Regions from separate parts of the Homo sapiens genome. Here region 1 is linked to region 2. Evidence: read pairs that join two places in POLR2A ChIA-PET (ENCODE). Cell type or tissue: B cell. All regions are shown on one strand. Each heading gives the region's core, and the rest is flanking DNA. Links, peaks and the distances in the headings are about the cores only. Region 1 overlaps PRNP (prion protein (Kanno blood group)). Region 2 has its middle 32 kb from the start of TMEM230.

Region 1 (4,398 bases), core at 115-4,114, 390 kb before region 2:
ATAAGATTATATGTATTGTGTACAAAATTAGAAAGAGATCTTTTCCTCTAAGATCTGAAACAAGACAAGAATGCTCACACGCACTAGTTCTATTCAACATATGGTACTGCAAGTCCTAGCCAGGACAGTTAGACAAGAGAAAGAAATAAAAAGCATCCAAATTTGAAAGGAAAAAGTTAAATTGTTCCTATTTGGAGACGACATGATTTTACACTTATAAAACCCTAAAGACTCCACCAGAAAACCATTAGAACTAATAAATTCAGTAAAGTTGCAGGATACAAAATTAACATACAAAAATCAGTAGTGTTTCTATATGCCAACAGTGAACTATCAGGAAAGAAATAAAAAGAAAGTGCCATTTACAATAGCTACAAAATAAATATTTCAGAATAAATTTAGCCAAGAAGGTGAAAGATCTCTACACTGAAAACTATAAAACACTGATGAAAGAAATTCAAGGAGACACAAATAGAAAGATAGCCTGTGCTCATGGGGGGATAATTAATGTTGTTAAAATGTCCATACTACCCAAAGTGACCTACAGATTCCATAGAATCCCTATCAAAATACCAATGACATTCTTCACAGAAATAGAAAAAACAATCCTAAAATTGGGTGAAGGTGGCATCTTTGTCTCGTTTCAGATCTAAGAGGAAAAGCTCTCAATTTTTCACCATTAAGTATGATGTTAGCTGTGACCTTGTCATATGTGGCCTTTATTGTGTTGAGGTACAATGCTTCTACACCTAATTCATTGAGAGTTTTTATCATGAAAGAATGTTGAATTTTGTCAAACGCTTTTTCTGCATCTATTGAAATGATCGTATGGTTATTGTCTCACTCTGTTACTGTGATGTATCACACTTATTGATTTGTGTATGTTGAACCATCCTTGCAGCCCTGGGATGAATCCCACTGTATCATAGTAAATGATCTTTTTAATGAGCTGTTGAATTTGCTTCGCTAGAATTTTGTTAAGAATTTTTGCACCTATGTTCATCAGGGATATTGGCCTATACTGCCATTTTCTTGTGTGTTTTTGTGGGACTTTGACATCAGGATAATGCTGGTTTCTCCTGTTATTAATTTCTAGTTTTATACCATCATGCTTAGAAAAAAAACTTGATACGATTTCAGTCTAATTAAGTTTGTTAAGACTTGTTTTATGGCCTAACATATGATCTGTCTTGGAGCATGCTCCATGTGCTGTTGAGAAGAATGTGTATTCTGCAGCTGTTGGATGGAATGTCCTGTATTTGTCTGTTTGGATCCATTTGGTCTAAGTGAAGTGTAAGTCTGATGCCTCCTTATTTATTTTCTTTCTAAATCTCCCGTCCAAAAATCTAAGAGATCCAAAGCAAACAGGGGGTTATAAAATTACCTTTGAATTCTGACTGAAATTGTGTTTACTTTGTAGATTATTTGCTGGTGACTTGGTATCTTTCAATATTGGTTTCCCAAACAAAAAACATTGTATGTCTTTCTCTTTTTCCAGTCTTCTTTTATGTCTCAGTAAAATTTTGTAGCTTGCCTACTACTTATTTTCAGGTTAAATCCTAGATATTTTCAATTCTTACTGCCATTATGAATGAATGTTTTTCCCCATGAAATGTTTAACTACAGCTGATTTAGGGACTCACTGAGTTTTGATTTGTTGATTTGAAAAACTACCACCCTGTTGAGCTCATGTATTTATTCTAAGACATTTTTTGAGATTTTCCAGGTAAAAAAATTATACCTAGATGAATTTATAGAACAACCTAATAGCATAAAAGCAATAGATTATTGTTCACCACATTAATGGGAATGCCTTTCCTCTTAAAATTATGATATCTTGGGCTTTGTGTTTGTGACAGCATTTCTTTATGATGGAAAGAGACTATCCTTCCAGTTCTATAGAAACGTTTTAAAAATAGCTTACATTTTTAAAAATTTAGGAATGATATTGATTTTCATTGAAAACTTTTCAACATCTGAAGAAAATCTTTTCTTCCTAACCTATTAATAGAGCTCCTGATTTTCAACCATTCTTGTATTCCTAAAATAATCCATATTGGTCATAATGTATTCTTCTTTTACTAAACTGTTAAAATAAGTTGGGTGCTGTTTTTTTAGATTTTGGCACCTGTGTGAGAGGAGGGTGCCATGGCAGGGTGGCTAAGTGTGCCCACCTGTGTACTAGCATTGAATTTTGACCCTTTATCCCATTGGCTCTAAACACTACATCTCAGGTGAAGACGCCCAAATGTTTATCTCTACTGAGTTACAGATTCCTATAACAATTGCTTAAATTGATACTCCCACTTGAATGTCTCATAGGTGTGGCAAAGTTTACATGTCTATACTGAAACTCTTGGTTTTCTCTCCCAGGCATGACCCTCCACCAGTTTGTCCTATTTCAGTAGATGGCATCACCGCCATCTCCCTGGTTATGGAAGTCCCAGACCCGGGCAACTCTCACTCCTCCATCCACTCAACCAGCAGGTCTTATTGGCTCTTTCTGTAAAATATGTCTCATTTATTCACAGCCTGCTAGCTGCATGGACTCCATCCCAGGCCACGCCACCATCTTCCTGCAGCAGTTTCTTAACTGGCCTCTCCATTCCCTTTCTTGTCCCACTAAATTTTCTTCTATTTAAGAAAAAATGTTTTGTAGACATGGGGTTTCACCATGTTGCCCAGGCTGGTCTCAAACTCCTGGGCTCAAGCAATCCTCCTGCCTGAGCTTCCCAAAGTGCTGGGATTATAGGCTTGAGCTGAGCTTTTGAAAAAACATTCTATGATGTTACTGTCCTACTAAGACCCTTTAATGGCTCCCCACTGCTTTCAGAGGAAAATAGAAATTTCTCTCTGTGGACCATGAGGCCCTCATGATCTGACCCTCACCACCTCCCTAGTCTTAGCAGTCCACCTGCCACTGTCTCATGGGGCTCCACAGATTTGATCTCCTTTTTGGTCCTTAAGCCCACCAAGCTAAGTATCTTATTCAAAACTGTGTCCTCAGCCCCTAGCACAATTCTTGACCCTTAGAATTCTGACACTTGAAATGTGTGTTAAGCTAATCAATAAATTATTGTGCCAGGCTTGGTGGCACAATAATGTGTTGTGGGTCACCTATATATAGCTGTGGCTCACACCTATAATCCCAGCACTTTGGGAGGCTGAGGCCTGCAGATTGGTTGAGCCCAGGAATTTGAGACCAGCCTGGGCAACATGGCAAGACCCCATCACTATTAAAAATACAAAAAAAAAAAAAACCAGGCGTGGTGTTGCATACCTGTGGTCCCAGCTACTCAGGAGGATCACTTGAGCCCACTGGGTGGAGGTTGCAGAGAGCTGAGATCATGCCACTACACTTTGGCCTGGGTAAGACCCTGTCTCAAGAAAAAAAAAAAAAGGTTATGGTACTGTAAATATTATATTACAGTGTATAATTTTTGACAGCTTTTTTTCTCCATTTCTTCTATGGTTATTGGTCAGTTCTAGCCTTCTATTTTTTTTTTTAAGCTGACACATACTGGCTGGGCATGGTGGCTCACACCTGTAATCTCAGCACTTTGGGAGGCCAAGACAGGAAGATCTCTTGAGCCCAGAAGTTTGAGGCGAGCCTGGGCAACATAGCAAGACCCCATCTCTACCAGAAAAGAAACAACAACAAAAAGAAACTGGCACATACTAGTTATTCCATAAATATTTCTTAAATGAATTAATTCTAAAGTTGATTTTTATAATTTACATCTTAATAGAAAGACAATCCATCTCAGAGATATTTTTATTCATTAAGGAAAGTTGCATAAAGTAATTTATTAACCTTTTAAAGCATTCTCTAAGCCTATTTCCCCTTATAGAGATATGTTTTCTAGTGATGTGTGTATGTTACATTTTCAAATAACTCTTAATTTTATTTAGAAATTCCACATTTTTGTGGGTTTTATTTATTAAATTCGATTTTCATCTCTATTATTAATTTATGACAGTTTATTTTGAAGTTTTCTGTTTTCTTCCTTTTGAGTTGAATAATCATTTACTTTATTTTACTTCTTCTATTCAGTTGTATTATCCATGTTCCTCTGATAGCCATGCAGGTTCCAAATCCTCACATTTTTCAACTTCTTTAAAAGATTTTTTTTGTGCTATCCTGATAAGCGTTAAGTGTTATATCATTTTTTTTCATTTTTATTATATTCTTAATGATTTTGATTCTCTTTTTCTATCCTTTTGGTTTTCTTTCTTAGGTAAATGATCAGTTATATCTTTTGGCCATTTTTTTCTGTTGGAATTACTGTCTCTTACTGCTCTGTAAGAATTCCTTGCAAGTTCTAGAAATGAATCCTCTGTTGATTTTAAGTACTAAAGTCCCCTTTACCATTGTGTACTCTTTCTATTAACTTTGTC
Region 2 (4,398 bases), core at 323-4,322:
ATGACAGAAACCCCCAAATCTAGTGGCTTAACACAACAAAGGTGTACTTCACTCTCGCACTTTGTGTTCATTATGGGTCAACGCGGGGCTCTGTTGTGCATCACGATCACTCTAGGACCGTGGCAGAGGGAAAGTGAAACTGGCGGTTAGAGCCGCTACTCAGAAATGACACATATTGCTTGAACTCACATTTCCTCGCCAAGGCAAGTCATGTGGCGACGCCCTCCTTTAAGAGATGAGGAAGTTCAATCCAAACATGAGCCCACAGAACTGGGCCACTTGTCTTTTGGTGTGTTTTTTTGAGACACAGACTCTTGCTCTGTTGCCCAGGCTGGACTGCAGTGGTGTGATCATGGTTCCCTGCAGCCTCAACCTCCTGGCCTCGAGCAATCCTCCTGCCTCAGCCTTCCAAGTAGCTGGGACTACAAGCATGCACCAATGGGCCCAGCCTACATTTGTTAATTAGTTATTCCAACACTATTTATTAAACAAGCTATCCTTTCTCTGGTGATTTTAATTGCCCATTTATCACATACAAAATTTTGCTGATATTTGTGACTCTTTTTGCATAGTGTTTCTGTTCCATTGATTTTTCTTTCAATGCCTATGCAGAATCACCCTGTTTTAATTTCTGTAGGTTTATAATGCCATTTTATTTTATTGTTTTAGAGACAGGGTCTTGCCATGTTGCCCAGGCTGGCCTTGATCTCCTGGGTTCAAGGAATCCTCCTGCCTCAGCCTTCTGAGTAGCGGGACTACAGGCACAAGACAGCATGCCTGATTTGTAATGTCATTTAATATCAAAGAGGTTAAGTATTCTCAAGTTTCCCCTTTGACTTTTCCTTGGCTATTATATTAATCTTTTATTTCTAGATAGATTTCAGAACCACTTTGTTGAATTCCCCCACTCCTTCTATGTGATTTTGATTAGAATGGAATTGCATTTGTAGATGAATTTGCATTTCTTTATAATATTGAGACTTTAGGTTTTTGTTTTGTTTTTAGAGACAGCTTGCTCTGTCACCGAGGCTGGAGTGCAATGGCACAATCATAGATCACTACAGCCTCCAACTCCTGAGCTCAAGTCATCTTCCCACCTCAGCTGGGACTACAGGTGCATGCCACTGCACCCAGCTTTTACTAGTGTAATGAAATAATCTTTCCATCTCCTGGGAGAATGGTCACTCACGACTGAAATTCACTGAAATTTTTAAAAAAGAAGAAAAAAAAATTGGAAAGCCTTATTTTCTCTCTCTCCTTTCTTTTTTGAGACAGGGTCTTGCTCTGTTGTCCAGGCTGGAGTGCAGAGGTGCGATCCTGGCTCACTGCAACCTCTGCCTCCCAGGCTGAGGTGATCCTCCTGCCTCAGCTTCCCGAGTAGCTGGGACTACAGGTATGCACCCCCATACCTGGCTAACTTTTGTATTTTTAGTTTAAAAAACTGCATAGTTTTTGTTTGTTTGAAAAAAATCATTACATCTTACTGAGATACTTAAGAAGATTATTTTATAAAACTAATAAAAGCTGGGTTACTATCTTCAGTAACTTTCTATTAATTTGATCTTCAAGTATTTTGTTTTATAGTTATTGTGAATGAGACAATGTTCCTAAATGTTATTCTAGTAGAGTAGAAGTTCTCTCAATTTTGATATTATTTGTAATCATCTATCCTGCTGCTAAGCTCTCTTATTAGTGCAAACAGCTTTTTGAAAAAATCTCTGTGTCCTTAATGTAGACGCCGGAAAATAAAGAAGAAAAATCCTCTTGGTTTTTGTAAGTTGCAATTAATGTGTTCACAAATTATGATTAGTTGCTCATCTTTGTTTCTTTCCTTTTTCTTTTTGTACCAGTTTCATACTTCTCATTTCTACAGCAAGACTGAAAGTTGCTGTGTTAACTGATACAATTTAATTTCTACTGTCTTCTGTGACCCCATGACTGCTTCTCTCCAGCCTGGCAGCAGCTAGCGTGTTCAGTGCCTACTGGCTTAGGGAAGGAATGACACAGCAGAATGTAGAAAAAGGAAGTCAAGTTCTTGAAATTTTTAGTTTCTAAAGTCTTTCTGTCTTTTTTTTTTTTTGAAATGGAGTCTCAGTCTATTGCCCAAGCTGGAGTGCAGTGGCGCAATCTCGGCTCACCACAACCTCTGCCTCCCGGATTCAAGTGATTCTCCCGCCTCAGCCTCCTTAATAGCTGGGTCTACAGGCATGCGCCACCACGCCAGGCTAATTTTCACCATGTTGCCCAGGCTGGTCTCGAACTCCTGGCCTCAGGCGATCCACTCACCTTGGCCTCCCAAAGCTGGGATTGTAGGCATGAGCCACTGCACCCAGCCATCTTTCTCAGACTTGAAATAGCAGATGAGGCGAGTGACACTCTATACCAGGTTACACACTGTGGCCCCTGGACCCCTGCTGATCCATGAACTGTCTGTTACTGTCCATGATGAGTTAAGTACAGATATTGAGAACAAACATTTAGCAGCTGTTACAGCAATATGATGTTGTCACAATATCCAAGTGCATGATTGGCAGACTCATTTCATTCAACAGTGTACAGGCCAAAAAGATTAATTCATGACAATTGGAAATAAAACAAAACTGGTCTTCCATCATAGATTGTTTGATAAGTGCTTCTTTAACTAGAAGTCTCTAGATGCAGAGAAAGAGGAGAATTAGAGAGAAGCATGTGGGTTTGAATCTGAGATGTGTCCCTGCATCTTATCCCCTCCCCTAGAAGCCCAAAAAACTGCTGTAAGTGGGCGGTGGGGGATGGAAGGGGCGAGCTGCCAGCAGGAGAACAAGAGATATCCTTGACAAGCCAGAAAGCTGGAATCGGAAGGGACCCATGCCCTTTTTCTAAGTAGAGTCTGGGAAGTGGCAAGACAGTGAAAAGGCTATGGGCACAGCAGGGGAGCTGGGTCTGGCAGCCCACATGGTTCTCACGCACCCCGGCGGAGCAGCAGAACAATTTGATGTGTGTCCAGAAGGAGCCCAAAGGTAGCAAAGAACCTTGAACACTCCCACGAAGTAGGCACACACGCCACCTAAAGCTCCCACATGCCCAAATGGGGTGCAGAAGGAGCTAAGAGACACAGATCAGAAGAATGTTCATAGCTGAGAACAGGGAACAAAACCACAGCTACCTGTATCACCAGTACCCAAAGCCTAGACAAAACAAAATACATCTTAGCCAGTGTGGACACTCAAGAGTCAGATGATCCTCCTTTCTGGAGGCCTTGACACTAAATGACAGCCCTCCCTGCTTGCTGTCAGAAAGGGGAACACTCTCATTATGACGAGGAGTAAATTTCCATCACCTGGGAGAATGGTCACTCATGTTTGAAATTCACTGATTTTCTTTTTTTTCTTTTTTTTTTTTTTTTTTTAGACAGAGTCTTGCTGTGTCACCCAGGCTGGAGTGCAGTGGTGCAATCTCGGCTCACTACAACCTCTGCCTCTCGGGTTCAAGCAATTCTCCTGCCTCAGCCTCCCGGGTAGCTGGGATTACAGGCACCCACCACCACGCCTGGCTAATTTTTATGTCTTTTTTTTTCTTTTTTAGCAGAGATGTGGTTTCGCCATGTTGGCCAGGCTGGTCTCAAATAGCTGACCTCAGGTGGTCCACCTGCCTCGGCCTCCCAAAGTGCTGGGAGCCACCACGCCCAGCCATTCACTGAAATTTTTTAAAAAGAAGAAGAAAATGGGAAAGCCTTGTTTCTCTCTCTCTTTCTCTCTCTCTCTCTCTCTTTTTCGAGACAGGGTCTTGCTCTGTTGCCCAGGCTGGAGTGCAGAGGCATAATCCCGGCTCACTGCAACCTCTGCCTCCCAGGCTCAGGTGATCCTCCTGCCTCAGCCTCCCAAGTAGCTGGAACTGCAGGTGCATGCCACCATGCCTGGCTAATTTTTGTATTTTTAGTTTTTTAAAAAATAACTACATAGTTTTTGTTTGTTTTGAGACAGAGTCTTGCTCTGTTGCCCAGGCTGGAATGCAGTGGCACGATCTAGGCTCACTGCAACCTCAACCTCCTGGGCTCAAGCAATCCTCCCTATCTCAGCCTCCTGAGTAGCTGGGATTACAGGTGCCCACCACCACACCCAGCTAATTTTTGTACCATTAGTAGAGACAGGGTTTCACCATGTTGGCCAGGATGGTCTCAAACTCCTGACTCTCAAGTGATCCGCTCACCTTGGCCTCCCAAAATGCTGGGATTACAGACTTGAGCCACCATGCCCAGCCTTAAGGAAACCCTTATTTCTTGCAAGGCTATCTGTATATTGACATTCATACCTCCTTTGGCTTTGTTCAATCAAAATGATAGACGTTAGTGGGCATTTTTACCTTGTTTCTGATTTTAATGGGAAGGTATTTGGTATTTTATTATTAGTTATGGCATTT

What was found. Peaks named below come from ENCODE experiments on the same cell type or tissue, not always from the same donor. Only the 100,000 strongest peaks of a DNase experiment are listed, where the experiment ranks them.
Region 1: POLR2A ChIA-PET joins it to region 2 with 7 read pairs; 5 of 35 experiments call an interaction of 5 or more read pairs at or near these places.

The regions. Positions count from the first base shown.
Region 1 is chr20:4,690,697-4,695,094 of GRCh38, forward strand. The region is part of intron 1 of PRNP (prion protein (Kanno blood group)); the gene reads left to right. Among named protein-coding and RNA genes, the nearest start is that of PRNP, 6.4 kb to the left of the region's middle. In B cell, for the core only: no CTCF peak of the experiment used is centred there; no DNase peak of the experiment used is centred there.
Region 2 is chr20:5,078,505-5,082,902 of GRCh38, forward strand. It overlaps a transcript of TMEM230 not described here. Among named protein-coding and RNA genes, the nearest start is that of TMEM230, 32 kb to the right of the region's middle. RefSeq lists enhancers at 413-482, 1,988-2,147, 3,268-3,768. In B cell, for the core only: no CTCF peak of the experiment used is centred there; a DNase peak (open chromatin) is centred at 1,977; H3K4me3 peaks cover 781 bases; H3K27ac peaks cover 2,311 bases.